Linked DNA regions of Homo sapiens: region 1 is linked to region 2. The links are chromatin loops, found by intact Hi-C in ENCODE. Cell type or tissue: HCT116. All regions are shown on one strand. Links, peaks and the distances in the headings refer to the core of each region. The heading gives the core; the rest is flanking DNA.

What was found. Peaks named below come from ENCODE experiments on the same cell type or tissue, not always from the same donor. Only the 100,000 strongest peaks of a DNase experiment are listed, where the experiment ranks them.
Region 1: a loop joins it to region 2, with 12 times the contacts of the local background. A loop is called at or near these places in 7 of 110 quality-filtered maps.

What each region holds. Positions count from the first base shown.
Region 1 is chr6:95,355,250-95,371,866 of GRCh38, reverse strand. No RefSeq gene overlaps it. Among named protein-coding and RNA genes, the nearest start is that of MANEA-DT, 210 kb to the left of the region's middle. In HCT116, for the core only: a CTCF peak has its summit at 7,666 (motif pointing left); a DNase peak (open chromatin) is centred at 7,676.
Region 2 is chr6:97,050,064-97,066,680 of GRCh38, reverse strand. KLHL32 (kelch like family member 32) reads right to left here. Exons shown (of 11, transcript NM_052904.4): 5 at 1,955-2,053. Among named protein-coding and RNA genes, the nearest start is that of KLHL32, 130 kb to the right of the region's middle. In HCT116, for the core only: a CTCF peak has its summit at 7,030 (motif pointing right); a DNase peak (open chromatin) is centred at 7,020.

The DNA of each region.
Region 1 (16,617 bases), core at 6,212-8,711, 1.7 Mb after region 2:
AGACTCTGTCTCAAAAAAAAAAAAAAAAAAAAAAAAAAAACAACAAGAATAGAAATGCAAATATGTTATAAACTACATGTAGTGGAAGGTTGGAATAGGAATATTACTGACAGGTTCAAAATACATTCTCATTGGGTTATAGTTTGATTATTAACTTCTAACATTTCAAGTTGGCTATTGTGAACAGTGCTTCTCAAATTAGAAGTCCTATATTATATATACAATCAGCCAAGATATAGCTATCTGTACTTGTCACAATAGTACATAGACTAGAATTGATGAGGAACTTGGTTTCTCCCAAGAGACTATAAATGGAAATAACTAACCTTCCAGTTAAAATACAGCTCCTATCCATGAAAAGATATTCTCTAGGTGAGAAAAACTTATGTATTGATTTACAGTCTTATCTCATAAACAGAAAAAGCTTGACTTGGTGTTTCTTTTGTTTGTCAGTTGGCATGCTTTGCTGAGCAATTATGGAAGCTTATGTCCAATATTTTAATGATGAGTAGGGGCTAAAGCTATCTCCAAAATATAGAGACATTGGCCAGAGTTACATCAGTACAAATACTGATTATATTCTTGATTTGCTAGAGATAGTGCAGCAAAGGAGTAAGTTTTAATGTTCAAGCCATCCTAACTGTTCTGAAAGTCTCCAGGTGTGTGTTTGAACAATAAGTACATGGTGATACTAACCAATGACAAAGTTATGAGCTGAATTGTGTCCCTCCTCTCAAAGAAATTTATATTCAAAGTTCTACTTCACAATGTGACTATATTTGGAGATAATAAAAAAAGGTAATTAAGGTTAAATAAGGTCATAAGTGTGCAATTTTAATCTAACAGGGCTGTTTTCCCTATAAGGAGAGGGAACAACACCAGAGATCATGTTCTCTCTTCCTGCAGACACACAGCAAAGGGGTTATATGAGGATATAGCAAGAAGGCAGCAGGCTGCAAGCCACTAAGAGACACCTCTCTAAAAACCAGCCAAGATGGCACTTGATCTTGGATTTCTAGGCTCTAGAACTATAAGAAAATAAATTTCTATTGTTTAAGCCACCCAGTTTTGCAAATATCTAGAGTTAGAAATGCCATTTGGGGTCATGAGGGGATTTCAGAAACATTATAATGAGCAAAAACAGATTTCTTGGTTCTCTGCAAATTCCTTTACATATTATTTTATTTTATGCCATTAATAATTTTATGTGGTATGTAGTCTTAATCTTATCAAAGACCAAAGCTCAGGAAAAGGTAAAGTAACTTGGTGACATTCGACTGGTAATTCTTCAGAGTCTGATTTCAAATCAAAGTCTACATGACTCTACAACCTAAATGCTCTATGACTCTACAAGCTTTGCTACCCTGTAACCTATTAGAATTTAAAGCCACCTTAACACAGTAATCAGTAGTTCCCCAAACCCATATTGAAAACTACAAAACTGCATCTGAAGAGCCTTGTAAAATTACAATTTTCAGGTCCTACCAACATTTTTAATTCAGTAGCTCTGGGATGAATCCTGTATTAGGCAGGATTCTCCAGGAAAGCAGAACCAATAGCATATATACAGATATATATGAACACAGCACAAAGACATTTATTAGAGGAATTGGCTCACTTGATTACAGAGGCTGAAAAGTCCCATACCATCCCCTCTGCAAGCTGAAGAATCAGGAAAGCCAGTGGTGTAAGTTCTGGAATCTGAAGGCCCTAGGACCAAGAGCTCAGATGTCCAAGAACAGGAGAAGTTGGATATCCGAGCTCAAGGTGAAAGGGGCAATTTGCGTTTTCTCTGCTTTTTTGTTCTATCCTATCCTTCAAAGAATTGAATGGTGCCTGCCCACATTGTTGAGGCCATCTTCCTTACTCAGTCTGCTGATTCAAAAGCTAATCTCTTCTAGAAAAATCCTCACAGACACACGCCAAAATAATGTTTCGCCAGCTATCTGGGCATTCCTTAACCCAAGTCAAGTTGACACATACAATTAAGAATCATAGGTTTCTAAAAGCAATTAGGATATTACCACAGTTTTTTTTTTTATCTTTTTATTTGCAAGGTGATGTCAATAACCCTTTTTCTCTTTCACTACTTCTTTTTAGAGCTGCACTCTCCAATGTGATAGCGACCGGCAGCATGTGGTTATTGAGCACTTAATGATGGCCTAATGTTAAGGGCTAATCAGAATTTAGATATGAAATAAATGTGAAGCTTATATTGAAACTTAAAGACCTCATAAAAATAATGAATGCAAAATAACTCATTAACAAATTGTTGGTTACCTTTTGAAATATTTTAGATATAATGTGTTAAATAAAATATATTTTAAAATTAATATCACTTCTTTTTTTATCTGATAGGATTACTTTAGATATAAATTAAATATCAGTATAAAATTAAGTGCTTTCTTTGAAAAGACATTTATTAAACAGGAAGAATTTTGTGGGAAGGTGATGAAAATGCTATTGGTTATATTTTGGAATGCCAGTCTATGAAATGTAATTATTTCAATTCAAAGGAGCTATATATTCAAAAAGAAAAACTAGGTGATATTTTCTCTTGTGGTTCACTACTGTATGTCTTTGTATTTCTTTTTTCATGCTTGGAATTGATGTTCTGATGGATTACACAGTGCAACATTTATGACGAAAGTAGCTTTAGAAAAGACTGTTAAAAAACCACCATTAGCCCTAGAGTTCTTAGCAAAGTTATTGACATCAGAATGTTTTGTTATAATATTAAATTTTTTCAAACATTCCTGATACTATTTATATAGTCATTCAAAGCAAAGCTAGCATGATATTCTTCTGTCTTGACTATTGCATTACAACTACATTACTTCTCACTGAGGCAGGCATTCACCTGAAGATACATTCTGCTGAAGCACAGAATTTCTTATAAACCTCCTAGGTCACGGATTTAATCTAATACTGTGCACTGATTATAAAACCTTTTAGTGTTCTTATATGTCATATTATTATATTTATTTTTCTTAGTACTACAATTTTGAAAGTTATAAATTTCCCTATTTATTAGACTCACATCTGTTTCAAGACCTCTCATTCTTAGCTACGGAACTCACATTGTATATGTATTTTAGGTTTTTAATATATACCACATTATGGTTGTTTTATAGATTAAATGAGAGATAATTTACATTTTGAAAAAGATAAATGCTGGTAATGCAACTTGTTCACCCCTTCTTCCTCTTCTTTCCCCTTTGGTTATTTTGCAAACACTTTGTTAGTTTAGGGATTCACATGTTTGCCTCACATTTTTAAATAGTTGTGTTTTTATACAGAAAAAACAAAATTTCTACTTCAAAGTGTATACCAGTGAGCATTTGGGTAAGAAAACACCTCCAAAATCTAGTAATTCAAATCAAAACAACTATTTAAGTGATGCGTCTGCAGGGTATATATTAGGCTAGTGTAGTAGTTCTCTGCTATTGCAAATTACAACTTTAGTAACTTTATTACAAATTTAGTAACTTAACAGAAATTTATTATCTTACAGTTTTGAAGATTAGAAGTCTGAAATATGTCTTACAATGCTAAAATGAAAATGTCAGCAGAGCTGTCTTCCTTCTGAAAACGTTTTTCCCTTCCTTCCATTCTTCATCTTCAAGAGGCCACTTGTATTCTTTGGCTCATAGCACCTTCCTCTCTGTCTTCACAGCCAGCAGTGTAGCATCATTAAGTTCCCTTTTCTCTTTGACCTCTGCTTCTGTCAGAACATCTCCTCTGACATTCCTGCTTCTCTCTTTTAAGGACCCTTATGATTACACTGAGCCCACACAAATAATCCAGCATAACCTATTGATTTTAAGATTAAATCACATCTGCAATGTCCCTTTTGCCATTTAAAATAATATATTCACAGGTTCCAGGGATAAGAACATGGATATCTTTGGGGGACCATTATTCTGCCTTCTACAGCTGGTAACAGCTAAACTCCCTCGTGGTCCTACTTTTGAATTGGGGATCAGCTAGGCAGATCTGCTTCTGCAGCTAATTGCTGGCCCTCTTTCACTTGTCTCATCCTTCATGTGTCTATCACCAACCTGCAGGAGGCCAGGCTTGCTATGGACACATGGCATGAACAAAGATTAGGGGAGAATGTCAGTAGAAGCATGCAAACTGCTTAAGGTCTGGGTTAGAACTGGCCACTCTATTACTTCTGCTTCTTTTTATTTTTTTGGCCAAAGTAAGTAAAACTATACCTGATACAAGTGGTGGGAAAACAGATTCTGCCTCTTAATGGGAGTAGCTGCAAAGCCAAATTGCCAAGGACATGGATTCAGGAAAACTCTTAACTGGGGCCATCCAGACAATCTGGCTATCACAATGGGTCACAAGTATTCAAGTTTACTAAAAATAATATATAATGATTTGCACTGAATAAATTGATGATCTTGAATTTGAATCCATTTATTTTCTTCATGTAGCATAATTGTGTTAAAAAATTACAGTGTACTGAGGGTTAGATGGTTATAACTGATATCTCTCAAGTTATTAAGGGGGTTGTAGGTAGTAGTCACTTAAGAACTCAAAATGTCACTTGATTATAGCTAGGCCACTGATATGGTTTGAATATATGTCCCTGCCCAAATCTCATGTGGGATTCTAATCCCCAGTGTTGGAAGTGGGAAGTAGTGGAAGGTGTTGGGATCATAGGGGTGGATCCCTCTTGAATGGCTTAGCCCAACCCTTTGGTGATAAATGAGCTTTCACTCTGAGTTCTGGGGAGATCTGGTCATGTAAAAATGTGTGTCACCTCTCCTCCCCTGCAGAGTCTCTCCTCTCTCTTTCCATGTGATGTACCTGGTCCCATTTTCCCTTACTCCATAATTGTAAGCTCAGGCCTCCCCAGAAGCATATGCCACTATGATTCCTGTGCAGTCTGCAGAACCATGAACCAATGTAAACCTTTTTAAAAATAAATTACCTAGTCTAGGGTATTTCTTTATAGCAATGCAAGAATGGACTAATACAGAAAATTGGTACTGAGGAGTGGGGGATTTCTGTAAAGACCTGAAAATGTAGAAGCAACTTTGGAACTGGGTAATGGGCAGAGGTTGGAATAGCTTAGAGGGCTCAGAAGAAGACAGAAAGAGACAGAAAGGTTGGAACATCTTAGAGACTGGTTAAACGGTTGTGACCAAAATACTGATAGTGATATGGGCAATAAAATCCAAGTTGTAGAGATCTCAGATGGATACAAGGAACTTATTGAGAACTGGAGCAAAGGTCATGCATGTTATGCCTTAGCAAATAAATTGACTGCATTCTGTTCATGCCCTACGCATCTGTGGACGTTTGAGTTTGAGATATGATGACCTAGGATATCCGGCAGAAGAAATTTCTAAGCAGCAATGTGTTCAAGATATAGTCTGGCTGCTTCTAACAACCTATGCTCAGATTTAGGAACAAATGAATGACTTAAAGTTGGAATTTATATTTAAACAGGAAGCAGAGTGTAAAAGTTTAAACAATTTGCCCCTGGCCATATAGCAGAGAAAGGAAAAGCTCTTTTGGAAGAGGAATTTAAGCAGGCTGTGGATCAACCTCATGCTAGAGAAATTTGGTTAACTAAAACAGAGCCAAATGGTAATAAACAAAACAATGGTTAAAAGGCCTCAAATGCATTTCAGAGATCTTCCAGGCAGCCCTTTCCATTGCAGGCCCTGAAGCCTATAAAGACTGAATGGTTTCATGGCCCAGCCTAAAGTCCCACTGTTTTGTGCATCCCAAGACACTGCTCCACATATATGCCTACTCTAGCTCCAGCTAGGATTCTAAGAGACTCGGGTATAGCTTGAGTTGCAACTTTGGAGAATGCGAGCCATAAGCCTTGGCAGCTTCTATGTGGCATTAAGCCTGTAGGTGCACAGAATACAAGAGTGAAGAACGGTTGGTAGCCTCCACCCAGATTTCAGAAGATTTATGAGAAAGCTTTGGTGCCCAGGCAAGTGCCTGCTGCAGTGGGGAAGCCTTCACAGAAAACCTCTGCTAGGGAAGTTGAAAGGAAAATGTGGAGTTGCAATCTCCATACAGAGTCCCTAATAAGGCACTGCCTAGTGTAGCTGTGAGAAGGGAGGCATTGTCCTCCAGAACCCAGAATGCTATATCCATTAGCATTATGGACCCTGCATCTGGAAAAGCCACAGGCATTCAACTCCAACCCATGAGAGCAGCCCTGGGAGCTGAACATGCAAAGTCACAGGAGCAGAGCTGTCCAAGGCCTTGAAAGCCCACCCCTTGCAGCAGTGTGCCCTAGATGTGAAACAGAGTCAAAGGAGATTACTTTGGAGGTTTACGATTTAATGACTGCCCTGCTGGGTTTCGAATTTGCATGGGTTCTGTAGCCCCTTTCTTTTGGTCAATTTATCCCTTTTGGAATGGGAATGTTTACCCAATGCCTATACCTCATTGTATCTTGGAAGTATATAACTTGCTGTGATTTCACAAGCTCATAGGTAGAAGGAACTCATTTACAGATAAGAGTTTGGATTTGGGACTTGGGATTTTTGAGTTAATGCTGGAATGAGTTAAGACTTTGTGGGGACTACTGAGAAGGGATGATTGTATTTTGCAATATGAGAGGGACATGAGATTTGGGAAGGGCCAGGGATGGAATGATAAACCTCTTTTCTTATAAATTACTAAGTCTCAGAAATGTCTTTATAGCAACGCAAGAAGGGCCTAATACAGCCACCCCTTAGTCTGACACCATCCTTTCCCAAACTACAATCTGATTCAACTAGCTAGTACTTCTTTTTGTGTTATTTGAACCTTAAAGATTTACTTGGAATATAACTACCACTTCAGAAGAAAGTGTCAGGTATCAGTGTAATCCAGGCTCAACCACTCACCAACTTTGTGTCTATGAGCAAGTTACATAATACAATTTAAATGTTAAGTGCTCAATACTTGCTACAAATTATCAAATGTGCTTGTCTAATGATCCATGTTTTCCTGAGCAGCAGAGCACACCCAGGGAACAGAGAAAAAACTACAGGATATTTGTTAACATAGGTCATTATATACATATTTGTGCCAAGATTAGATTGACTGTCAGTTTAGCTAATTATCAGATTTTCATAGCAAAATAGGAATTTCATGAAATGTATAACACACACATGCTATGGTGTGACCTATCAATGAATTATCATTTTCAAATATTTTTGCAATGACAAAAAGAACTCTGTGCCATATACAGAGATTTTCTCTTAAGCCTAGGTGCCAAAGTTTTAGGCTGAATTCCTTTTGCCTTATTTAGGGGTCAGGGAATAGGAAGCACACAGATTAGTTTAATCAGTAACTTATTTGTAAATTAATAACTAGGAAACAGTATTTGTTTGATATTGAATATCATTTTATGAAGATGCGGAATTGCATGTGACTCATACGTCTAATACTGATTCTAAAAAATTGCCATGTTAAAGTTTAAAAATTACTGCTCTTGAGTAGCTAAATTTAGGAATATATATAAAATGTGATTTTACCTTTATTTACCTCTTAAAGAAAAAAGTTAGTTATACAGAAATTAGATTTCTATTCTCAAAATAGTCATTTTGAGAATAGCACACCTTAAATGTGTGCTATTACTATGGATGTGAAAGTGATTCTTGTTTCATTATAACGTAAAGCTTGCCCTCTAGTGGTTTCAGGCTAGTTATTTATTCAGGGAAAACAATTTAATGGAAGATTCACTACTCAAAACTCAACAATGGTATACTTCTTCTATTTCTTCAGGACTAGCATGCTAATAATGTAAATATTATGAGCAAAATACAGCAACTCCTAAGAAATATATATTAGAAAAGTATGTCTTCTATAGACGCCACCAATAATTTTTTAAAACCAAATATATTTTTAATAAACATGGAATATTTATTAAAAGTTAAATTAAAATGTTAGGCTTCATTTTTTTGTTTTAATTGTCAACAGCTCTACTAATATTGTGATTGACAGTATTGTCTCAGTCCTTTCCTGGGCATGTGCACAGTCCTGAGTATGTGTGTAGCCTCCTAGATTTCTTGGTTATGTTTAGCTTTGCAAAGTTTCTTATGATCATGTCAGTCCTCAGTATTTTCTTTTGTATTTTGGTCAAGTTCTTGTTCCTCCCAACAAATAAAGCCACATTAGGCAGCTGTGATGTTAAACAATTGCTGTTGATTATTTTTGGCAAAATCCTGAGAAGAGGGCTCTTCACAAACAGCGAGAGCTCCAACTAAGGTCAGATAAAGACAAAACCTGAGAATAGTGCTTTCTAACAAGCTGCCAGACACGTAAAGTAGTGACAAATCTCTGCAGACAGGACTTCTAGGGAGTTCCTACCTTATTCTGCCTCACTTAGTGGCTGCCAAACTGCTGGTTTTAATAGCTATTGCATTTGGAAGACTAGATTTCTTTTTTTAAAAAAAATTATTTAAATATCTTTTGGGGTACAAATGATTTTTCGTTACATGGATGAATTATATAGTGGTCAGTTCTGAGATTTTAGTGCACTGGTCACCCGAGTAGCATACATTGTGTAGTAATGTAGTAATGTAATGTGTAGTTTTTTATCCTTAACTTCTCTCCCACCCTTCCCATTCTAAGTCTCTGAAGTCGATCATATCACTCTGTATGCCTTTGCATACTCATAGCTTATCTCCCACGTATAAGCTTATAAGTGGTTTTCTACTCCTGTGTTACTTAGAATAATGATCTCCAGCTCCATCCAAGTTGCTGCAAAGGACATTATTTCATTCTTTTTAATGGCTGAGTAGTATTTCATGGTGTACATATTCCACATTTTCTTTATCCACTCATTAGTCAATGGGCGGTTAGGTTGGTTCCACATCAATTGCAACTGTGAATTGTGCTACTGTAAGAAGACTAGCTTCTCGATTTATTTTTTCTTTTTATTATTGTGAGAAAAAGTCTCAGTTTATTGTTCAGGCTGGAGTTCTGGAGTTCAAAGGTGTAATCATAGCTTACTGTAGCTTCTAAATCCTGGGTTCTGCCTCAGTCTTCTGAGTAATTGGGATTACACATGAAAACTATCACACCTGGCTGAAAGACTTGATTTCTAGGGTTATCTTGAAGCTGAAGAGAGAGGGATGAGATTAGGGAAAGTTAAAATGCCATAAATTGCAATATTCTTACATATTCAGCCATTTTCTTCTTGTGTAAACACTTCTCAAATTGTTACAACACTTTGATTAATGTCTAGAGTTCAGGAAAAGTTGATTTTGATAGTTTTTGCATGTGTTTCTGTTGCTTTCATAGAGGAGTAGATTTTCAGAGGTCTTACTCTGCCATTTTAGAAGTCAAAACTCCTCAAGTTTTAAAAGTACCATTTGTTGGTTCTTATTTGGTATTGCCCTAAACTAGCGAATTAATGTAAGAATTTTAATTTATAGTATTTTCTTTTTCAATTCAAGTATATAATGATGCTTCATTTTTTTTCTGTCCATATATTAAATGTCTCAGTTAAGTTTTGTTGTGTTCTATGTTCTTATTATATTATCCAACTGGTTTATGCTGGTCTGAAGAAAAGCTATTAATTTCTTCTTTTTTTTACATTGCTGCTCTACTGAACCCTCTTGTTAATTCTAATAGCTTTCAGTTTATTTTCTTGGGTGGCTAGTGTAGGGAAAAGAAAGAGAGATCAGACTGTTACTGTGTCTATGTAGAAAGGGAAGACATAAGAGACTCCATTTGGAAAAAGACCTGTACTTTGAACAATTGCTTTGCCGAGATGTTGTTAATTTGTAGCTTTGCCCCAGCCACTTTGACCCAACCACTTTGATCCAATCTGGAGCTCACAAAAACATGTGTTGTATGAAATCAAGGTTTAAGGGATCTAGGGCTGTGCAGGACGTGCCTTGTTAACAAAATGTTTACAAGCAGTATACTTGGTAAAAGCCATTGCCATTCTCTAGTCTCAATAAACCAGGGGCACAATGCACTGCGGAAATCCGCAGGGACCTCTGCCCTTGAAAGCGGGGTATTGTCCAAGGTTTCTCCCCATGTGATAGTCTGAAATATGGCCTCGTGGGATGAGAAAGACCTGACCGTCCCCCAGCCCGACACCCGTAAAGGGTCTGTGCTGAGGTGGATTAGTAAGAGATGAAAGCCTCTTGCAGTTGAGATAGAGGAAGGCCACTCTCTCCTGCCTGCCCCTGGGAACTGAATGTCTCGGTATAAAACCCGATTGTACATTTGTTCAATTCTGAGATAGGAGAAAAACCGCCCTATGGTGGGAGGTGAGACATGTTTGCAGCAATGCTGACTAGTTATTCTTTACTCCACTGAGATGTTTGGGTGGAGAGAAATATAAATCTGGCTTACGTGTACGTCCAGTCATAGTACCTTCCCTTGAACTTAATTATGATGTAGATTCTATTGCTCACATGTTTTTCTCCTTATTATCACCCTGCCCTCCTACTACGTTCCTTTATGCTGAAATAATGAAGATAATAATCAATAAAAACTGAGGGAACTCAGAGGCCGGTGCTGGTGCAGGTCCTTGGTATGCTGAGCGCCGGTCCCCTGGGCCCACTGTTGTTTCTCTATACTTTGTCTCTCTGTCTTCTTTTCTCAGTTTCTCATACCAGCCGACTAGAAATACCCACAGGTGTGGAGGGGCAGGCCACCCCTTCAGCTAGCAGGAGTCTTAATTTTTAAGTGCAGTCTTATACTTAATGTTTGCTGTGTACGTATATTTTCCCATTAATTAAACCCAGAGTTGAAATAGATTTCTTTAAGGATTATGACTTTTAATTCTGAAACACTTGCTAATAATCTCAAGGGCCTATCTCCACATAGCTGTGTTAATAATGGTCCAACTTATATGGTGAGGGCAGAAATCATCCTGGCTAATAAAATAGGTAGTTCTAGTTATGCTTTGTGAAATATGCCAAACAAACAAAGGCATGTAGGAGGTACTTTTTATATTTATCTACTCCCTTGCAAAAGAGCTTGGAATGACAGTGAGAAAAGTGAGGCAACTGCCTCAGGCATAAAATTTAAGGAGTTACCACAAAACTCAACAATCAAATAATATCTCAAGAAATATTTAAATATTAAAAAGTAATGCAAAATGGATGAATAAAATATCTAAGTTTTAAATGCAGACTAAGTTTTAAATGTGTAGTAGAGTCTGAGGTGAAATAAAAAAACAAAAACAGTATATACTCCAGTTACCTCATACCTTAGTCCAATCCCTGAAATAATTTATAATAGTAATTTTAGGTTTTTAAAAAATGTGATATGATTATATTTTTGAATTAGAAGAAATTTATCATGAGTAGATGTATCCCATTTTATTCAAAAATAACTGTATATGTAGTATTTTCATTGGCTATAATTTCATTGTTGGAGAAATAGCCACACATGGCATTCAGTGGCACTGAACATAGAGCAGACATTCTTCAAGACTTTTAGCATCACAGTAGTGAAAGGGATCTCCAAATGTTGCTGCCCCAAGTCAACAGTACTGTTTCACTTCTTTATATGTAGCCTTCCTAGAAGATGGGAGAGATTATACTGAATAGATACTTGTGATTAAACAACACACAGAAGAAAGTTTTGAAGAATAACTTTGTAGTTTTGATTTGTTAACTTGACAAAAAAGCAATGAAGTCCTCATGATGCTCAGGAGAAATGGTTGATTGGAAATATAAATTTGGGGATAGAGAATTATTGTTAGATAAGATCGTCAGGAGAATGAATAGAGATAGATTAGTTAACTAAGAAATGAACCTGGGGAATGCCAGCACTTAAAGATTGGAGACATCACAAGATCTGCAGAACGGACTGAGAAGGAGTGTCCTTTTAGACAGAAGAAAACAAAATTATGATAGTATTTTGAATATTTAACAGAGGCAATCATTGGTGCTATTAATAAGAGTTGTAGAGGGTAGTGAGAGGAAAACTTAAAATAGTGGGTTCATGAGAAAAGAGGAATTGGAGATTCGAAGTACAGAGAAATCTCTCAATGAATTCTGTGGTAATGGGAGGAGAGAAATGGTGCTGCCCCAGAAAGAAAAATAAGATCGAGAGTCATTTATGTTTCATCATGACAGAAATAACAGCATATATTTGAGCTCATAAAATCATCAAGTATGAAGAAAAAATTGACAATCATGAGAATGAGAAGAGAATTTCTGGAACAGTGTTCATAAATAGACAAAAGAGCATGGGAACTATCACATATGAAAGGAAATAGCCTTGGACAGGAGAGTATTCATGAAGGCAGAATGCACGGGTACAGATGTAGAAGGTTGGTACTTAGAGTAGTGGGAGTCTATAAAAGATTTTCTCTGATTGTTTTAATTTTCTTAGTGAAGAAGAAATAAAGTCAACAGATGAGAGTCACGGTCAAGAGTAGAGATTATTAGAGATTGAGGGGGCAAGACTATCTCTTTTGATATAATCTCTCATGTTTCCCCCCAGATTTTTTTGCATCTCTAAAAATTGTCTTATAAATTTGTATTTATTTTTAAAATTTTTGAATTTTTGAGTTTTGGAACCAATGCAACTGGAGAGCATAATCTTATACTTGGATCTGACACTATTTTCTCCTCAGGTTTTTCTGCATCTTTCGCCTCTCTGCCTTCTGTGTCTCTCTCTCTCTTCTAAAATTCTTCCTCTTTTCCCCTTCCTTTTGTTCAAATTCTATCACATTTTCCCTTATGACCTTACTGACATAAATGTTTTATTTAGTTTTCAAGTATTTTGGAAGCTAATTAATTATTGCTACAATGTTGTTCATGATCATGCAAATGATTGAAAATGAGCTAGTTTTATTTAATTTGGGACAAAATAGTGCAGTTAAAAGTAGCTGAAAAAATTCTTCATAAAGTATCTGTATAATATATAGTAAAATGAAGACTATAAGGGCAAGTATTATGGAAATATATTTATTTCTAAATAGAATAAATAAATCTGGTATACTAAAAGGCTAATTTTTTAGGTTCCACCTGACGTAATGAGAGTCCTTTACTGGTATCTAAAGTTTATTTGAATGAGAATTGTCTTATAACTTATTATTAGGAGAGAAATTTAATATACATTAATTAAAAATAAGCAAGAGAGATGAGATTCTTCTGATTCTATTTTCAGAGGGTTTGTTAAATAATTATTAAGATAGATTTTATAAAATAGAATTATAGGAAAATAATGTAATTAAATTTTTTAAAATTATGTATTTGTTGTAAACTGTGTTTCACTAGGATACCACATGGAGAGAAAATTATTTTTACTTTTTGGCAATGCTTGTGCGTTTTAATCTATTAATACTAATAATAGTACAGAGTTGATAGACCTTCTCATATTTATGCTATTCTGAAAATATAATTTTAATACCAAGACTATATTTACTTTGATGAATATTAAAGTCATTAAGTTTTCAAAGTGCACCCTCATTTAGACTGTCTACCAAACATTTTCGAGTCAGGCATTTATTGAAAGTGCATTTTTTACAATGAAATATAGCTAGTTCTCAAATTTATTATTTAATGTACATATTGACAAGGAAGACATTTAAGTAGACACATTACATATACATATATGCAAATGGCATGAAGTAAGAGTACTGATTATCTGGTTCTGATTTCGGTGAGCAAGGATGAATTACTCCACATAAACAATATTATATCAATGTGAATTCGTGTGTTTTAGTTAACCTTGATTTATAACCTTGATTATAACCAAGTGTTTGGTTGGCATTTGCACTATCCAAATCAGGAATCTTTAGTTCAGAATGTTTAAGCACTTCAATATTGTCATTAAAGTCTATATGGGGACATTTAATAATTGTCATTAGGGGTGCATGCAGTATTTTTTTAATTGATGAGTAATATTAAAACACATGCTTTTAAAACACATGATTTTACAGTTTCCCACCCTTGCATGCATAACAAGTAAGAAAATGGCAAGTCTGACATTCTCACACATAGGGAGTTCCACTTTAGGTTTAGAAATCTGTTTAGTCCTGGGCTTCTGATTAACTAGAATACTCTGCCAACCAATCTGACTAGACATGTGGTGTGGCTGATCCCGCCATCAGAAGAGTGTTAACTCTACCTCAGCGTGAAACTTTTCACAAGGTGCTCCCTGGAATGTCTCAGGATAGAGTGAGATCTCCACTAAGCCTGTATGAACAGATTGCTTGGCTGTTTTGTTTCTTCTCAATGTTTGTATCTTTATCAGAAATTGGAATAAGACTTGCAGTTATTGTGACATACCAGCTGGCATAGAGATAATGGGAGACAAGTTGAATAGCTCCTACCTACCTCAAACTGCCAAAGGCTACCAATATTTACTCAAAGTACATAACACTTGCTTCACAGACAAATTAACATAGGTCCATTCAACGCAACTAGATAAGAAGAAACTCCTGAAGGTGCTTTGCAAATTACTAAAGCTTCGGAAGCACAGACTTTTCCAGACTATCTTCTCTAATTAAAAAGTCATCATTTAATGAGTGTGAATTCTAACTGTGTTTAAATGAGAGAAGAGATCAGCCATTAAGAATGGAATACATTTAAAAATCACTGAAGAATTTTCAATCACAACCTATTTTCAGTGGGCAAGAATTCAACTGAGGTTAGATAAAGCCAAACATTACCAGTGTCAGACAATGTTCAACTAGACGTAGAGGGCATTTTATGTGAACTCTTAGATCACACGTGTAGAGAGGCCATGATCCTAGAAAGAGATTTGTCAAAGGAGCACTGATCCTGGGCTGCTTTTTTTTTTCGCTAATCTCAAAGACATTCTTTGTATAACCCAGTGATCATGCTACACTTCACAATCCACTCTTCCATATGACTAATTCATACTATCTCCTCTTCTTCAACCTTTAACATCCACTTCTACACTTGCTTGATAAATTGGAGGAGAACTTTCACATGCTTCCATATCATGTCTACAAGTCTACAATCTACCTGTAACTGTACAAATACTCCTGGTTTTCCTCTTATTATTCCGAATGAATTCTCAGTGTTTCTAGGCAAAATCCTCCCTCCCTCCCCGTCCTCTCTCTCTCTTTCCTTTCCTTTCTCTTTCTCTCTTTCTCTCTCTCTCTCCTTTCTTTCTTTTTCACTTATTTTTGAGAGAGTCTTGCTCTGTCACCCAGGCTTGAGTGCAGTGGTGTGACCTTGGCTCACTGCAACCTCTGCAAGTTCAAGCAATTCTCCCTGCCTCAGCCTCCCCAGTAGCTGGGATTACAGTAGCCCGCCACCATGCCCAGCTAAAAATCCTCACTTCTTTTGTGCTAGAATCTATCTGATTTTACTTGCATAATCCAATAATTCCAGTAATTTTTCTCCTCTTTTTTAGAAATCATATTTTCTCTTCCATTCTATGGATTTTTTAATATCTACTTTTATTTCTCAAATTCTAAAAAGAAGTTTCTTTTTATTCTAGTATTAAATGAAATAGTCAAATCTCAGTCTTCAATTTATTTGACCTATTAGTAACATTTAATTCAGTTGTTTACTTCTTCCTTCTTGAAGCACATCCACCTCTTTCCACCTGGCTTACAGGAAAGCAAATTGCTTTTTATTTTCTTTCCCTCACAGGCCTCTAGTTGTCAAAACATTTAAATAGATATCTTAAACTTAACAAGTCCAAAACAGAACTCTTTTCACTTCTAAATCTGCTCTTCTCACAATCTTTCTCTTCTAATCTGTGGCAACTTCATTCTTCCAATTACTCATAAATATTAAAGTTACCCTTAACTCTTCTCTTTCTCTTGTCCCCTATATTAAATCTGTCTGGGCCGGGTACAGTGGCTCACGCCTGTAATCCCAGCACTTTGGGAGGCCAAGGCAGGTGGATCACGAGGTCAGGAGTTCAAGACCATCCTGGCCAAGATGGTGAAACCCCGTCTCTACCAAAAATACAAAAAAAAAATTAGCTGGGCGTGGTGGCAGGCACCTGTAATTCCAGCTACTCAGGAGGCTGATGCAGAGAATTGCTTGAACGTGGGAGGCGGAGGTTGCAGTGAGCTGAGATTGCATCACTGCATTCCAGCCGGGGTGACAGAGCGAGACTCTTTCTTAAAACAAAAAAAAAAGCCTGTAATCCCAGCACTTTGGGAGGCAGAGGCGGGCATATCACGAGGTCAGGAGATCAAGACCATCCTGGCTAACACAGTGAAACCCCATCTCTATTAAAAAAAATACAAAAAAATTAGCCGATCGTGGTGGCAGGCACCTGCAGTCCCAGCTACTCAGGAGGCTGAGGCAGGAAAATGGCGTGAACCCGGGAGGCAGAGCTTGCAGTGAGCCGAGATCGTGCCACTGCGCTCCAGGCTGGGCAACAGAGCTAGACTCTGTTTCAAAAAAAAAAAAAATCTGTCTGCAAATTCTGTTGACCCAATCTTCAAGCTATACCCAGAACATGACTATAGTATAAACACCTTTGCCCTGGAATAAGACATTATTATCTCTTACCCAGTTACTGGACACATTTTCTAATTTTCACTCTTTCTTATGGCTGTGTATAGTTTATTCTCAGTATTAGCAGCTAGCAATGATCCTTCGTAGGCTTTCTAATTCTTACATTAAGAGGTAAAGTCTTCGTAATAGTCTATAAGGTCCTCCATGATTTGGTCAC
Region 2 (16,617 bases), core at 5,927-8,426:
TTTCTACGTCGACATGATTTTGATACTCATATAGTCAAAATTTCCTTCTACAAGTTTGACATCTTGCAATAATCACAGATAAAAAGAAAAAGTAAAGTTACATGACAAAATGAAAACATTTGTGAAAAGTCAGTGAAAATTTCAACCACTATTCAAGAAGCCTGAATAATAACGGTCCACAAGCATGTATGCATGCTACACTTTTACCTCAGCACAATAATGAAATGCAGAAGTTAAATTCCAAAGTATACAAGTCACTTAGTATCTCAACAGATCACCCATCTGATGGGATAGAGGAAAATACCCATGGACCTTTAATGTTCATCTGGAATTCTCACTTACAGAAAATTATAGGCTTAGGTATACCCACACACCCCTGCATATACACACCATTTATAATGTACATCATGATAACTAACGCTCTAACCAAACTGTGTCAGCATGCATCACTGATTACTATCTGCCATGGGGAAAGTGAATCAGGTGATGATGCGTAAAGCCCAAGTTGCAATATTTGATGTAGAAATGTCAAATAAAAGTAATTTTAATTTCACAAGTCAAACACACACTTTTGAAGTCTTATAACCTTTCTACATGATTCCCATTTGCTACAGGCAGAAAGGGATTAAAAATAGCTTTCCTATACCACGTAACAATATTGAGAGGAAAAGAAAGGAAAATAAGGTAAAAAAAAATCATTAACCATTTACTGTTAGATTAAATGTGCTCAAATAATCATAAGAATTCCATAAACTGTATTTGAATTTTCCTCAGGTGAACATGGCTGACCTTCCTCACACTGTCTCCCTGGGAAGTGCTGGTTCCTATTTTCCAGGGTTGCTGGGAAGATTAAATAAGATGCTAGATGAGAAAGAGCTTTGTAAACTACCTAAGAGGTAACAGAAGTCAATGATAAAAGTATACATTTAAAATTACAGAAAGTGATTTAAAAGGAAAATAAAGTAATTGGGCAGGAAAACAAAACTTTTCTGCTCACTAATATCATGTCATATGCACAAAGATAGTGGAATTAAATTGTGTGATGAATTTATTATTTCTTCAAATTAATTTTTTAATGCTATAATAAATGCAAGTGAAGGTGACACCAGTGGGGGAAGTGGGAGGATCCTAAAATTGCAAATTAGTTAGTAACACTCTATAAAGTCCAAGAGACTCATAGCCATGCTGTCTGCCTAAGATGCCCCACAGACTCCTACCTAACAAGAAGTTTTCATCCAACCAAGAAATGGTCTTTGGAATCAGAACGTCCTACCAGCCATATTGCCTCAGACAAGTTGGATATATTTTGAGTCTCTGATGTTTTAGATCTATAAAAATGGGCAAAGTTATTGTGAGGACTGAATGTGAAACAACTGTGAACACACAGTCAGTGCTTGGTGTTCGGGGGTTTTCTCTCCCTCCTTCTCATGGGGCCTTTCCTGACCAGCAAATCAGGGAGGAATACGCACATTACTCATCCCTTCTCCGGCATTTACTGCCTGGGAAGTTCACATGGTAATTAATTACATAGGACTTTGTGATTTACTAGATACTGTTACTGAAATCTTCAATGACTATTAGACTTTTCTTGCATTTGTGATTATTTCCATAACCAGACAATATTGCTTCGGACTAGGACTCCTTTTAGCGACACCTCCCCCGGCTCCTGCAGGGAACCCTGTGCATGGTCACTGAGTTGATCGGCTGCTCAATGGTCGTGGGGACCTAAGGTGGGCAGGACAGTGGAGGAAGACTCCTGCTTCTGTGATTGGATGCAAGAGCTGCAGCCGCCCTCCTAGGAACTTCTCAGCTTGTGTCCTGGAGAAACTCTACTACCACAGCCCACACCCCACCCCCACTTTACCTGTCATTCAGCTCCAGTTGTTGGGGGCCAGCTTATGACTGTGGGGAAAGGAATGTGAAGGGTGTATGAGCAGGATGCAAGCTCACATACCTGGATGAGATAGTGGGAGCATAAATTGAGAAGCTCCAACAGCTGTAGGTGACTGCCCGCTGCTAGCACATCCTGGATCACACCTGGCTCCAGCAAAATCTGTTTTGTTTGTTAACAAAAATAAAACTATCAGTTACACTTAAAAATATAATGCTGCTTAATATGTAGATATACCATAGTATATTTAAATTGCTGCTTTACGTACTCTATTTCAATTAACACTGTTCCTTTTTATGGAAGTCAGTTCTTCTCTTCCTGTTCTGATTAATGAGCTGTGGCCCTTACTCTAACAGCCAATTTTTCTCTTTACTGCATGTGCTGATACCATTTGTGTGTGTGAAGCTCTGCACTTAACCACTTATTTTTTTGTAGAAGGGTATAAACATTTTCAAAGAAAAACATAACCCTCTTAAAATTCAGTTTGTGATATAATCTTATAAAATGCAAAAGAACTGAGTTTTAGTTTTTCAAAGTATATTTCAGAATTTTGCTCTTTAGTAGACCACAGAAACAGGTATTTTAGGGAAAGGGGCATATGTTTCTCCTTGCCATATAAGACCAGAGGTGGATATTAGTCCATTTTACTTCTAAGTCCTACAACAGTAAGCTTCATACGCAAACTTCCATTTTCCTCTTTCTCAGTCTCAGATTCTCTTATCCTTTCTATTTAAAATAAAGGAGGTTCAACTAGCATTTTCAGAATACAAAGACATCACATAGAGGTAATGCCTCCCAAGTATCCTGGTGATACCAATTTTTCACTTTGTTAAGTCCAATTATCTACCTACTGCTGCCAGCTCTTGAGCAGCTGATCAGGGCTGGAAAAAAGGCACACGACCATGTTGACAAAATTCACATGAATTACTGCCAGGTGCAAGGAGGCCTTTAGTGATGCCCCAGCCCTCCATTCTAACCCATTTCCCCAGCCCAGTGCTTCCTGAATCTGGTCTCTGGACCAGCAGCATTGGCATCACCTAGGAACTTATTAAACTGCAAACTCTTGGGAGCCTCCCAGACATACTGAATCAGTAAGTTTCAGGGTGAGGCAACTAGTGTTTTTAACAAGTGTCCTGAGTGGCTCTGATGCACAGGGAGGCACTAGTCAATTCACCCCTCCACTCTACTACTTCAGCACGCTCCTTTCTCAAGCCTCCAACTCCTTCTCTGCCACTGGATTTTCACTTCATGATCTTTGAAAACCTCTTACCACCAAATCTACCAACCTATCTACCTACATCTGTATCAGTACCTTTTGCTCTCCCCAACAGTCCACTTGTGTGCTTGATCCCAACCCCTTCTGCCTGCAATTCTCCCCTCTTGTTCCTGCATCACTATAGGTTCTCTTTCTACTGGATGGTAGGTTTGAAAACCTCAGGGTCATTCTTGACTCTTGTTTTCCTTAGGCCTTATATCGAATCCATCAGCCAGTCCTGCTGGTTCTATCTTCAAAATAGTTTCGGAATTCAATCACTGCTCATGACTTCGATAATCACTGCTTTAGTCCAGTCCATTCCTCTTCCTAAACTTAACTGTAATCACCTCCTAGCTAGTTGCACTGCTTTCTCCTTTGTCCACTCACACTATCTGTTTTAATAATATCAACCAGACTGGTTCTTTAAAACCACAAATGAAATCATGTCACTGTTTTTATTCAGAACTTTCTGAAGACTTTCCATCTCCATGAAAATAAAATCCAAAAAGTCTCCACTATAACCTAAAAAGTTATTGAATATGCTGAGCACCTTGGTGTTTACAACTAGTTGTTTGCTCTGCCTGGGCCACTCCCTCATATACTTCAGATAACGTCTTACCTGAGATACCTTCCCTGACCATCCTATGTAGAACAGTAACCCACCCCTGAACAGCCATCATTCCCTAGCTCCTAACTTTGTTTTATTCTTCACCATAGTGCTTACCACCTCACATTATATATCTTTTTGCCTATTTGCTAATTTTTCTCTGCTCAGTATAAGTTTCAGGAGAGCAGGGACTTAGTCTATTTTGTATCCCCAGCACTTAGAACAATGTTCAGCACACATAGCTGTTGCTCAATATTCATGAAGTTACTTAATTAAAATGCTAATGAATTAATTGATCTCTACACATGTTTTTTATTCAGAATCAATTTTAACTAATTTTATAAGAAAGAAAAAAGGACTCTATATTTCTAAGTGGCAAAGTAAAGAAGTGAAAAAGTTAAGCACATGTGGCAAAAATACCAACACTCATCTTATTCTGAAAAATCTTTATATCTCCTTTTCCATCTAGTCAGAAAGAGAAACCCGTCTTTCGCCAACTCCTCAAGGAAGGAGGCTTTGACTGACATTCACGAAATTAGTGCAGCTCCCATCAGAGGAGCAAGGATGTTGTATAGTCTTGCAGAAGAGGCATGGCCTAAGGAGGAGAATGGGGAATAGATGGATTAGAAAGGTTGGTTTAGCCTTTAAATCCTGTCAGTTGCGCTCATTTCACACAACTGGTATTTATGATAACCTCCAAGGCTCACTAATAGCAAACACAAAGACAGTGATCACAGAGAGACAAGATGAATATTCCATAGCATGTGTTACATGTCCAGCAGGCTGACTTCCAGAAGCCTGCACATGAAAAACCCATACGGCGATTGTTTTTGTCTTTTTTTATTTTTTGTTTTGTAGTTTTTTCCTTCCACTCATTATAACATAAGTTTTTCTAAAATATGCTTTAGCACAGAAAATCTCTAAGTGCTCTTAAAGGGTTGGAGAAAGAAACCCTACCAGGACAGCTGTTCTCACTTATGGAAACAGAACCAGTGTTTGCAAACCTCACTGTACCAGAGGCTTTTGATTCAGCTTTGTTGCTCTTTGGTGACTGACTGTTCGAATATATTTTTCCAGGGAATTTGTGTTTGGCCAGCAATGAAATCAAAGGTCAAGTCTCCTCATGATTTACAGTGTGGTGAATTTATCTGTCACCTGCCTCGAAGGACTGGCCAAAAGAACAACCTCTGCAGAAAAAAAGGGATCTCAAACACACAGGTTTATGGAGAACAACTAAGACAGCTGCATTTAACTTCTGCCAAGCATTATATTTAGGTATTTCAGAAACATACCCATCAACATGTAGTCTGACACTCAAACCAGGACAGATAGGAAGAAGGGTGACTCAAGGACCACCTGCAGGAAGGAAGAGATGTTCCCCAAGATCTGAAAGCACACAGGGTGGGAATAGGAGCTAATGTGAGTGGCCTGACACATCCAGTCACTCATCAGTCTGGAGGAGCATATCACAGCTAGAGGCATAAACAGTGGACAAGACAAAATGTCTTAATAACAAGAGATCAAGAAAATGCTAGATACATAAAGCCAAGTGGTCCAGAATCCAGGGGCGGGATGGGGCGGGCTGGGGGAAGTGGGGGGAAAGGAAACCCTAAAAGAAGCCAAACTAGGTTGGGCATTGCCTCTACCCCCAGTGACGCTCACCTGCTTGGGTGGAGCTCACCTGTAGAGCTGGGGCTTCTCCAGATTTGCAAACAGGTTTTGATGCAACCAGGAGCAAACTTAGGTGGGGGCATGAATGTTTCTTGTTCACAGAACCACCTGTATAGAGGATTCTTTCCCCGCCTGACCTCCAGGTGGTGGAACACAAGGGGCTGTTCTCGAATGAGGGATGTTGGACAGTGCTAGCAGAGAGGTCACCTCTAGTCTCACCTCACCAAGTAATGAGATGATCACATCTCATTACTTGGGTCTGGCCCAGGAACATCTCCTGCAATTTGTAGCAGGCAAGGTCATATGAATAAGGAGAGGGCCACGACTGATTCCCATTCCAAATGCTGAAACTCTACACTCATTTTGGTGGGGATAAGAACCGACCAGTGGCTGTATTTAGGGTGACACAGAATGGTGTGACAAAGTAATAGTGTAAAACCCACAAGTGCAGGAGAAGGGGATGGGTACCTGGTAGGAGAAATTATGTCAGAATTCAGTCATGAGGTGGCCCAATCACCCTCCTGGTAGGAGGCACTCTTGAATACTGTGTGCCAACATGTCCTCTGGTCACCAATCCAAGCAGGGTTGGTAGCAGACAGGAGAATTTGCATGATCTCCAATGAAGACCCTCTAAACTGCAATAAGACTGGGACTCCTGGTCTCCAGGCAGAATATGGGGCCAGAATCCGGTGAAAGAGGAGGAGAATGGGACCTGAGGTGAGATTCTGTATAGAGCATGATGACGTGGGCCACCTCAGTCAGTGCCCACACCTCACATGGGGGCTCTGGGAGGGTGGAGCTGGGACTGAGCGGTGGGAGTAGGGACACCCCACAGTCCCCAGGGCATCCCTGCCCCTCCTTCTTCAGCTCATCCTCCTGGATCATCAGATGTCCACTCTCTCAATTCTGTCTTCTTTTTCTCTTTATTTTCCCTCTCCCTTATACCTAGCCTCTTGGATTGGTGGCTGGTAGGGACTGTCTTTAACAGCCATGGTAAGTCTCAGTGTGACCTTTTTTTTTCTCCTGCCTGTGATCAAGTGAGTTGGCATCTTCAGAAAATTTTGTATCTTCAGATCTTCAAAGCTATCTTCTTCATTTCTTGCATAAGGAGATTTTTTAATTACCTGCTTCTTGGTCTATGTGTACAGTGGACTGAAGGATTTGAGCATGTTAAAATCAGACAACTAAGGTCTTTAGTAAACACACATACCATGTGTGCACATGAACAACACGCTTTTGCAAGCAAAACAAGCGCTTGTACAACTGCAAATTAGAGTGGTCTAATACCATTTATGAGAATAAATGATTACATTTCCTCCCTTCTTTATAGTTTGTTTCTTTGGTATTTTTTTTTTCCTGTATAGTATTACAGAATGGCAAATTATCAGAATCTTGAATTTATAATCATCAAATGAACTGGATACAACAGCATAAATAGCTGTTAAATGATCATATATTCAACACACATAAAATGTTTTGCATAAAGTTATTTATGACAGAATTCTCACAGATGGAACATGAAACACAAGATCTATCTAGCTATGAGAAATTTCTACCAATCTAGTTTTAGTTTCAAAACCACTGCACTAAGGACTTTTTATCCACAAGGTGGCAGCCATTTAAAGGAAAAGAATTTTCTAAATTGACTCATGCACTGCACATCTATATCTGACATCTGAAGTTTATTTTTAAGAAAGAAAAACATAGTTCAGGTAAGGATAATAAAACACATGAATTCCAGTTTCTAAATGTTGTGATCATATTGGGAAATGTTCATAAATATGCCTGTTGAAGTGCTCCATCTGAGCAATACTGGCTAGAATTCAGTAGTTCTCTATGAATCAGAGAATTCAAACTTTTGAGGCTTGTATTTGGAAAACCTCACCATGTAGCCCCAACCTGCTGTTAAAAACTTTTCTCCAGTTTTATGACCTTCTGGTCCCTTTGCTAAAGCCAGTAATCTACTAGTCTCCACACTCAGGCAATACCTTGTTCTCCATCTTCAATGTCCTCCTCATTCCTTTAATTTCCATATGTCAAAATCCTACTCATTTCAAGATCCAACTCTAAATCCACTCCTTATACAAAGCTTGGCAAGATCTCTCCCCACCCCTACCTCATCCTGGGTCTCCACAGACATCTGGTGAACTAATAAGCCCATGTGTTCTAGGTCACGCTGTCTGCTTTCAAATCCTGGCTCCTACACTTGCTGACAGAATCAACTTGGGAGAACAGCTCAACTCCAGGTGCCTCAGTGTTCTTATTTGTACAGTGAAAATAATGATGTCTACCTCAAAAACTGTTTTAAGGACCAAAAGAATGCTTGTGTATCATTACAATTGTGTGTGTCTATATGTAACAAAGCAGCTTAAACAAATATAAGGGTTACTTTTCCAATAACATTTGGATTAGGCCACTTAGAGTGGCAACCAGCCTCCTTGTATTTTCCTGCTTGGCAAATCTCAGGCTGTGGTTTCATGGTCTCAAATTGGCTGCCATACCACCAGGCATTATGTCTACATTCAAAGCAGAAAGAAAGGAGAGGTCAAAGAACAAAAAACATTTGCCAGCTGAGTCTGGCATTGTTTATCAGAAAAACAATAGATTTCTTACAAACACTGTTACAGAGACTTCCATTTACATCTCATTGGCTGGGTGGCTACACATAGCTGTAAAAGAGCCTGGGAAATTAAATTTTTATGGCTAGATGCACCATAGTCCCAAATCAAATTAGAGTTCTATATAAAGAAAAAAGAGGAAATGAATATTGGTAGGCAATCAGGGCATTAGCCATGGGACTTAGCACATATATATATGAGGAAAACTACAAAACTCTGATGAGAGAAATCAAAGAAAAACTAAATAAATGGAAAGATGGCCCATGTCTGTGGATAAAAAGGACTCCATATTGTCAAGATGTCAGTTCTTCCCAACTCAATTTATAGATTCAATGTAATCTTATTCAAAATCCCACAGTTATTTTTTGTGTATTAACAAACAGATTCTAAAGCTTATATGAAGAAGCAAAAGACCCAAAATAGCCAACACGATGTTGAAGGAGAACAAAGTTGGAGGACTGACAATACCCGCTTCAAGACTAAAAAAAACTACAGTTATCAAGACAGTGTGACATTGGCAAAAGAAGAGAGAAACAGATCAATGGAACAGAACAGAGAGCTCAGAAACAGACTCACATAAATATGGTCAATGAAAGAGCATAGATAATATTATAGATAATATAATAATAATGGATAAAAGATAGTCTTTTCAAGAATGGGGCTAGATTAATTGGACACTCACATACAAAAATTGAACCTGGACACAGCTCTCAAATCCTTCACAAAAATAAACTCAAAACGGATTACAGATGTAGATGTAAAATGCAAAACTAGAAAACTCTTACAAGGTAACATAGGAGAAGATCTAGATAACTTTGGGTATGACAATGACTCTTTAGATACAGCACCAAAAACATGGTCCATGAAAGACATAATTGACAACTTGGACTTTTTTAAAATTAAAAACTTCTGCTCCACAAAATACACTATTAGGAAATTGAGAAGACAAGCCATAGGCTAAGAGAAAATATTTGCAACAGATACATCTGCTAAAGGAATGTTATCCAAAATATCAAAAAACAAGATCTTAACACTCAACAATGAAAAAAATGAACCATCTGATTTTTTGAAATGGGGGCGGGAGGGGGGTGTAAAAGATCTGAGCGGATACCTCACCAAAGAAGACAGGTGGCAAATAAGCATATAAAAAGATACTCGGCCGGGCGCGGTGGCTCACGCCTGTAATCCCAGCACTTTGGGAGGCCGAGACGGGCGGATCACGAGGTCAGGAGATCGAGACCATCCTGGCTAACACAGTGAAACCCCGTCTCTACTAAAAATACAAAAATTAGCCGGGCATGGTGGCGCGTGCCTGTAGTCCCAGCTACACAGGAGGCTGAGGCAGGAGAATGGCGTGAACCCGGGAGGCGGAGCTTGCAGTGAGTCGAGATCGCGCCACTGCACTCCAGCCTGGGCGACAGAGCGAAACTCCGTCTCAAAAAAAAAAAAAAAAAAAAAAAAAAAAAGATACTCACATAGGAAAACTGCATTTTTTGTACATATTTTGTTAGATTTACGCCTGTTTAATTTTTGGGGTATTAATTTCTAAAAATAGTTTTAACTTTTTAAAACAGTCCCCCAAACCCAAAAGATGAATAATATGTTGTGATACATGAAAATTATATGAAATTCAAATTTAAGTATAAATAGAGTTTTATTATAACATAGCTATGCTTATTCATTTACATATTTGTCTCTGGCAGTTTTCATGCTACAACAGCTAAGTTGAGTAGTTGCGAAATAAACTTTATTTACTTTTTAAAATAGAGACAGGGTCTTGCTATGTTGCCCAGCCTGGTGTCGAGCTCCGGGGCTCAAACGATCTTTCTGCTTTGGCCTCCCAAAGTGCTGAGACTATGGTCGTGACCCACTGCACCCAGCTGTGACAGAAACTTTATATGGCCTGAATTATTTACTGAATTATTTTTGGCTCCTCACAAAAAAAGTTTGCTGATCCTTGGTCTAGAGTATAGGTAGGGGCTGGGAGTCAATAGCATAAGATAATAGCAAGTTATTTGTCAATACCAAATAACTTGGGTCTGGATGACATCACCAAGGAAGCTAGTTGGATTAAACAGGAGGGTTCTGAAGCAGGAAGGATTTGAAGCCTACAGAGTGGGGAGGAGCAAGCAAAGCCACCTGGAAAGGAGTGACGGGAAGGCTGGTGGTGGCACAGAATAAAAGCCCACAGTGAGCAGTGTTACAAAGGCCAAGAGAGAATAGGCAGGCTGGTGGGCCGGGCCTGGTGGCTCACGTTTGTAATCCCAGCACTTTGGGAGGCCAAGGCGGGAGGATCACGAGGTCAGGAGATCAAGACCATCCTGGCTAACATGGTGAAACCCCGACTCTACTAAAAATACAAAAAATTAGCCGGGCGTGGTGGCGGGCGCCTGTAGTCCCAGCTACTAGGGAGGCTGAGGCAGGAGAATGGCGTGAACCCGGGAAGCGGAGCTTCCAGTGAGCCGAGATCGTGCCACTGCACTCCAGCCTGGGTGACAGAGCGAGACTTCATCTCAAAAAAAAAAAAAAAAAGAAAAAAAAAGAAAAAAAAAGAAAAGGGAGGCTGGCTATGCTGCACGAAGCTGTGAGGTCACATATGACAGTATTTAATTAGATTTGGCAATATTTGTGACTGCCAAGAACAGTTTTAGTGGAATGATGAAGATAAAAGCCTCCAGACTTGGAGTGGAAAAGTGAGTGATAAATGAGTGAAAGTGAGGAAAAATAACTTTATGTAACACTTTTCATAAGCTCTGCTGTGAGAAGAGTCAGAGAAATAAGTGGTAGCTCAAGAGGAATATAGAAATAAGAAGGGGTTTTTTTTTTTTTTTTTTTTTTTTTTAGACAGGTTCTCAGTCTGTTACCTCGGCTGGGGTGCAGGGGCACGATATCGGCCCACTGCAACCTCCACCTCCCAGGTTCAAGCAATTCTTTCACGTCAACCTCTCAACTAGCTGGGAGTACAGGCACATGTCACCACACCTGGTTAATTTTTGTATTTTTAGTAGAGACAGAGTTTCACCATGTTGGCCAGGATGGTCTTGAATTCCTGGCCTCAAGTAACCCACCTGCGTTGGCCTCCCAAAGTGCTGGGATTACAGGCATGAGCCACCACACCTGGCAAGAAAAGGATTCTTAAAGGTGAGCAATAGAATGCAGTAGAGGAGAAACTGATGGCAGAAGAGACAGCAGCAGGATAACAGGAGTGATATTGGACAGAGTCGGAGGGAGTGGATCTGGACCCTACGTGGGGGAGATTAGTCTCTGACAGTTCAGGGATACCCCTCCCACTGTAAAAGAGGGATATACCCAGAATAAGTTCAGAAACAGGGAGGGTTGAGAATTTGATGGTAAGATGATGAAGATCTTCCTTTCTGTTTCTATTTTCTCAATGGACGGTGACTTTTCCTTATGATATGTGTACTGGAGGTAGGTTAGTGAGGGGAATGTCTCTAAAAAGAGAAGAGAGAGGGTGAGAAACTCATCAAGAAGAGGAGGAAAGCAAATTTACTAGGGAAACAGATTAACATTGCCTGGCATTGGGTATCTGTCTGAGATTTGGGGTCATGGATTTGAAGTGAAAACAGTGACTTTCTCCAGTGCCAACCAGCAGAATTGATTCTTACAGTTGGATTCAACAAATAATTCTCCAAAGATGCCACAAGCTGGAATCAATTTTTATCCTCTCTTATATTTTTTTTAGACAGGATCTCACTCTGTTGCCCAGGCTGGGGCGCAGTGGCACGATATCAGCCCAATGCATCCTCTGCCTCCCGGGTTCAAGCAATTCTTCCACCTCAACCTCCCGAATAGCCGGGAGTACAGGCTGTATTCTTTGGGCTGTGCCAAGTTGTTCCTACTTTGACAGATACATGATACATAGAGATGAATGGCTATCATTAGTTTTTAAGGTGCTATATCTGTCTATTCAATTACTATAGAATAAATGCCTATTATTTTCTTCCTGCAAAGTATAATGCAAATTACTGTCTTATTTTTCAGGCAGTCCTTGACAAAGAACTACAACTCAATTATCCATTCTCCTACCTGAATTAGTGCAACTTTTGAAGCATCAAACATACTCAGGTATTTTTCTATGTTATATATGCAAATAATTCAGATCCCTGCTAATCCATTTCTTAAAAATGCAATGGTGTGTTGATCTGGCATTTCCAATCACAGTTTGACCTACTGTGAGAAAGCACCAATGTACATTTTCTCATCAGTGCATCCCTAACAACTAGTAAGTCCTTAGCATATAGTAGGTGTTCATTAAGTATTTGCTGAATTAATGAATCTAAATTTGAGAATAAAATGTAAATGGATGGTTTTTATGAAGTATACAAAAATAAAATATTCACAAGTTAACTTAGAGTATTCAATACATTCAAATTATGCCTTCATTTGAATGTTCTCATCATTATTTTACTCAAATGGAATATAACTTCCAATATAAATCATCTTAAAAGTACTGTTTAGCAAATTATTTATCCTGATATTAATTACAATTTGACCATATATTTTTGCTATCATGTTGCTTTCTTTTTAAAAAACTTAAGTTAGAATTGTAAAACTCCCATATACTGCTGCTTCATACAAATACTGAATACTTCCAGCAGAGGGCTCAAGAATTCTATTTTAAGGAAAAAAGAATTCCTTATTATGAATATTTAAGGAAAAGTGAAAGAAAAGAAAGAAAATAAGATGTTTTGTAGTCTATGCATACATTATGTGTAGTCTATGTATTTTGTAGTGTATGTGTAGTATATGCACAGACTACAAAATATCTATGTATGAATGCATAGTATATAAATAAAAATGCATAGTATATAAATAAAAGGCATAGTACACAATAAATTTATTTAATACATTTATTATATACTATGCATATAAATGCATAGTATATAAATTAAAAAAAACAAATGTACTTATATCTTACCTAATTCCAGAAAAGAAGTTGAAGTAAATTACAATCACAAAATCTTTATAAAATCACATAGACATATGGGCATCTGAAGAAAATGGGCATCCGAAGAAAGCAGAAAGATAACATATAACATGTAAGTAAGTGAGAATTTGAAGTGAAAATATTTTTTTACTTTTAGTCTTATTAATAATTTTATAAAAATTTGGGTTGTGTTTTTTCATTTTCAAAGATAAAGTAATTTCTTTTTATAGAATTTGCAGTATCCTTATATTTAGTGCTGAAACAAGGAGGAAAAAAATTTGGGAAATGTGTGGAATGATTTATTTATGGAGCAAGCTGGGAATTTGGAGGCACTTCATTTTCATAGGCAGAGCTAATGGGCTGTAGCATTCATGCCTACAACTAACATTAAGATCCCTCTGGGATTCCAAAAATGTTCAGAAAGAGGTCTCAAATCTTTTTATTCAGTCTAGTTACTTATTATCTTCTCTGCCTCATTTCAAAAAGGATCTGAGGCATCAATACAAGCATTTAAATATTAAGAATAAAAATAACTCAAAGCAAGAGAAAAGAGGAAACAATATGAGGTCAGGAGAGAATGTGTGTGCGTGTGTGTGTGTGTGTGTGTATCCATCCTCATAACTATTATAAGTGGGTCACAATGTGGCTCTATGCTTCCTAGCATCAAAACTGAAAAAGAAATGTAACCTAATGCAAGATTAAAAGGTGAAAATACTAAGGAGATTTCTAGATTCTCCAGACCCTGAGATGTAATGGAAATTTCCCAGCAGACATTAAGAGGGTTATTGAATGATTTGCTTGATAATACTTCTAATAATACCATCAGAAGTTTATATTATAGAACATTGCATAAAAAGTGAAGGTTAATAAAGAGATTATTTAAGACCCAGACATCCAGTTTTCTGGTTTTCTGGCTTGATCTAGGTATAAAATTTAAAATATTTAAGAAGTCCTTCTCAATCGAGTCAATACTACCTTCTCAGGGAAATTCGGAAATTTGCGGGGATATTTCTGGTCCTCCCAGGAGGGTGGGCAATATTGGCCTTTATTGGGCAGTGGCTGGGAGGCTAGATGCCAGGCAACACACAGGGCGGTCACCAACCATGAGGACTGACCTACAGCCTGCACGCCGGAATGCCCTGCTGGGTGTGCAAAGAAGTGAAACATTTGTTTACACAGATTGAAGCCCCGAACCTAACTCTGTTTTACATATAAACACATTCTTTGATGTTCTGTGTCAGAATACATTGGCTTTTCCAGGAATGCTACGCCCATAAAAACAAAGAGAAGACTGTTACTTTGTTTTGTTTAGAATTGTATAATACCAAGAGTTGTTCATTATTTTGGAAAATCATGTCACATGCCACCTGGGATCTGTCCTTGTGGTATCTGAGTTGACAGTACAACATTCATTCACCAGTCTGCATCTGCATGTGCATCTGCTGTCCCAATCATGGTGATTCTCCCTATGGGGGCAGACAGGAGACTACTTCATTATGTCTTTTGGAAGGGTTGTACCCCAGCATGTACACACTGAAATATAAAGGATTTTAAACACAAACTTCTTTCGTTTGTTCTTTTACATATGGTTAGGAAATTCTATTGGTGCTTAGAGTAATTTGTGTAAGTATGTTATATTGTCTAGGAATTTCATTTTAGGATAGTAAAGGTGGCCTTTTTATATTAAGGACTGACAGTTGAGGTTGAGAACCACCAAGCCAGATGAATAGACTGCATATCTTCTGGGGATCCTTTATGTGTAAAATTTCTCCTAAATGAACTTCTAGTAAGAGTTGTCCAGAAAACAGGATAAGGCTGGAGCACAATTGTTCTTTTTTTCTCAATAAGAGAAAAAGTTCATGTGCTTTAAAAATCCATCAATAGGCTGATATCTTCTTATGAAATTTAAGGAACTAACCAAGACTCCCCACTATATAAATGATTAACTTCCCTCCACTAAGATGATTTGAGGGAGCACCTAAAGGAAGGATCGAAATTTCTTTAGGAAATGATTCTGAGTGCAGTCAACACTCAGAAATTCACATGATCAAGAAGGAACAAAGTTGTAATGATTTCTGTGCTGTTTACCCACCATGGCAAAGTAAAAATCTCAGATGCACACCATGGATTATGAAATATGTAGCAATGGAACTTTCTGTTGAAACATTCAGAAGAAACAGGTGCACAGAAGTGCAAAACCCACTGAGTTAACTAGGAGGGTTGATCTACTGTTTGGAGTTACTGGATACTCGCCATTTCTACTTTGGAGAATGTCAGAGAAAGACTGTTTATTGCCCCACCTATGACAATAAAACCATTATCAAGAGCAAAAAGGAAATATTTCTTTTTCTATTCCCAATACTGGCAATGGGGTAGGGTGGGAGGTGCTGAGAGTTGGAAGGAGAATGGAGGAAAGAACAACAAATCCAGCTCATTTGAATGGATTTTTACACAAGGGAGATATGGTTAAAACACAGAAGGGGCCACACTCATCCTTGTCATCTATATTATCTAAGATATCTGGAGACCCTCACAGTGTTATCAGTGTGCATGATCTGTACATACGACCTCAGGCACCTTAGCCCACAGTGGGTTCCTCAGCACAGAATTGGTGCCAGAAAAGATTATAAATGCTGTAAGAATATTGTTCAAACACATGTGTTTTTTGTTTGTTTGTTTGTTTGTTTGAGATGGAGTTTTGCTCTTGTTGCCCAGGCTGGAGTGCAGTGGCATGATCTCGGCTCACTGCAGCCTCCACTTCCCGAGTTCAAGCGGTTCTCCTGCCTCAGCCTCCTGAGTAGCTGGGATTACAGATGTCCACCGCCACACCTGGCTATTTTTTTTATTTTTAGTAGAGATGGGGTTTTGCCATGTTGGCCAGGCTGGTCTCAAACTCCTGACCACAGGTGATCTGCCCACCTCGGCCTCCCAAAGTGCTGGGATTACAGGCATGAGCCACTGCGTCCAGCCCACATTGTGTTTTCATTAGGTGACTGAGTTTAATAATATTCCAAAGGAAAATGTCTGTGCCTGAAATGTGACTATTACTCAAGTAGAATGCTAGATTAATGTAATAGAGTCTGCCCCTATTTTTGTTATTTCACTCCGGATGGCTTTCAAGCCCCACCTTTCCCTATTTTCCTGCTTGCCTTACATCTGAGCAAAGGTTTAAAAAAGCCTGAAAACTCTCTCCAAAATACACAAGCCCTACCTGCGGGTAGCCCTTGCCCCTGCCCCACAATAAAAGCCAAAGCCAGCCATACCTCCATGCTCTCTCAAGCCATTTTTGCACCTGCTTAGGAGTCACCCTGCTCTCTCCAGAAAGCCTCATTATGTGAGGAATAAACCTTTTCACATCCTGTTGGGGTGTGTGGCATTATCAGTCTCAACATCCAAATCAGATTTTGGGTTGGGGGGTTGCGCATTCTATTTCTGCCAAGTGACAGCAAGAAAATGAAGACATAAATTTATAAATTATTTGGGAAAACAGGAATACATTTTTCAAAAATCAAAACATACTGAATTGGAAAGCTGATCTTAGAAGGGTGGCCACAGTTAAACTTCTTTGCACAGAGACATTTTAGACATGAATCTGCTGAACGAATGGCTTTATGATTCTTGCAGCAC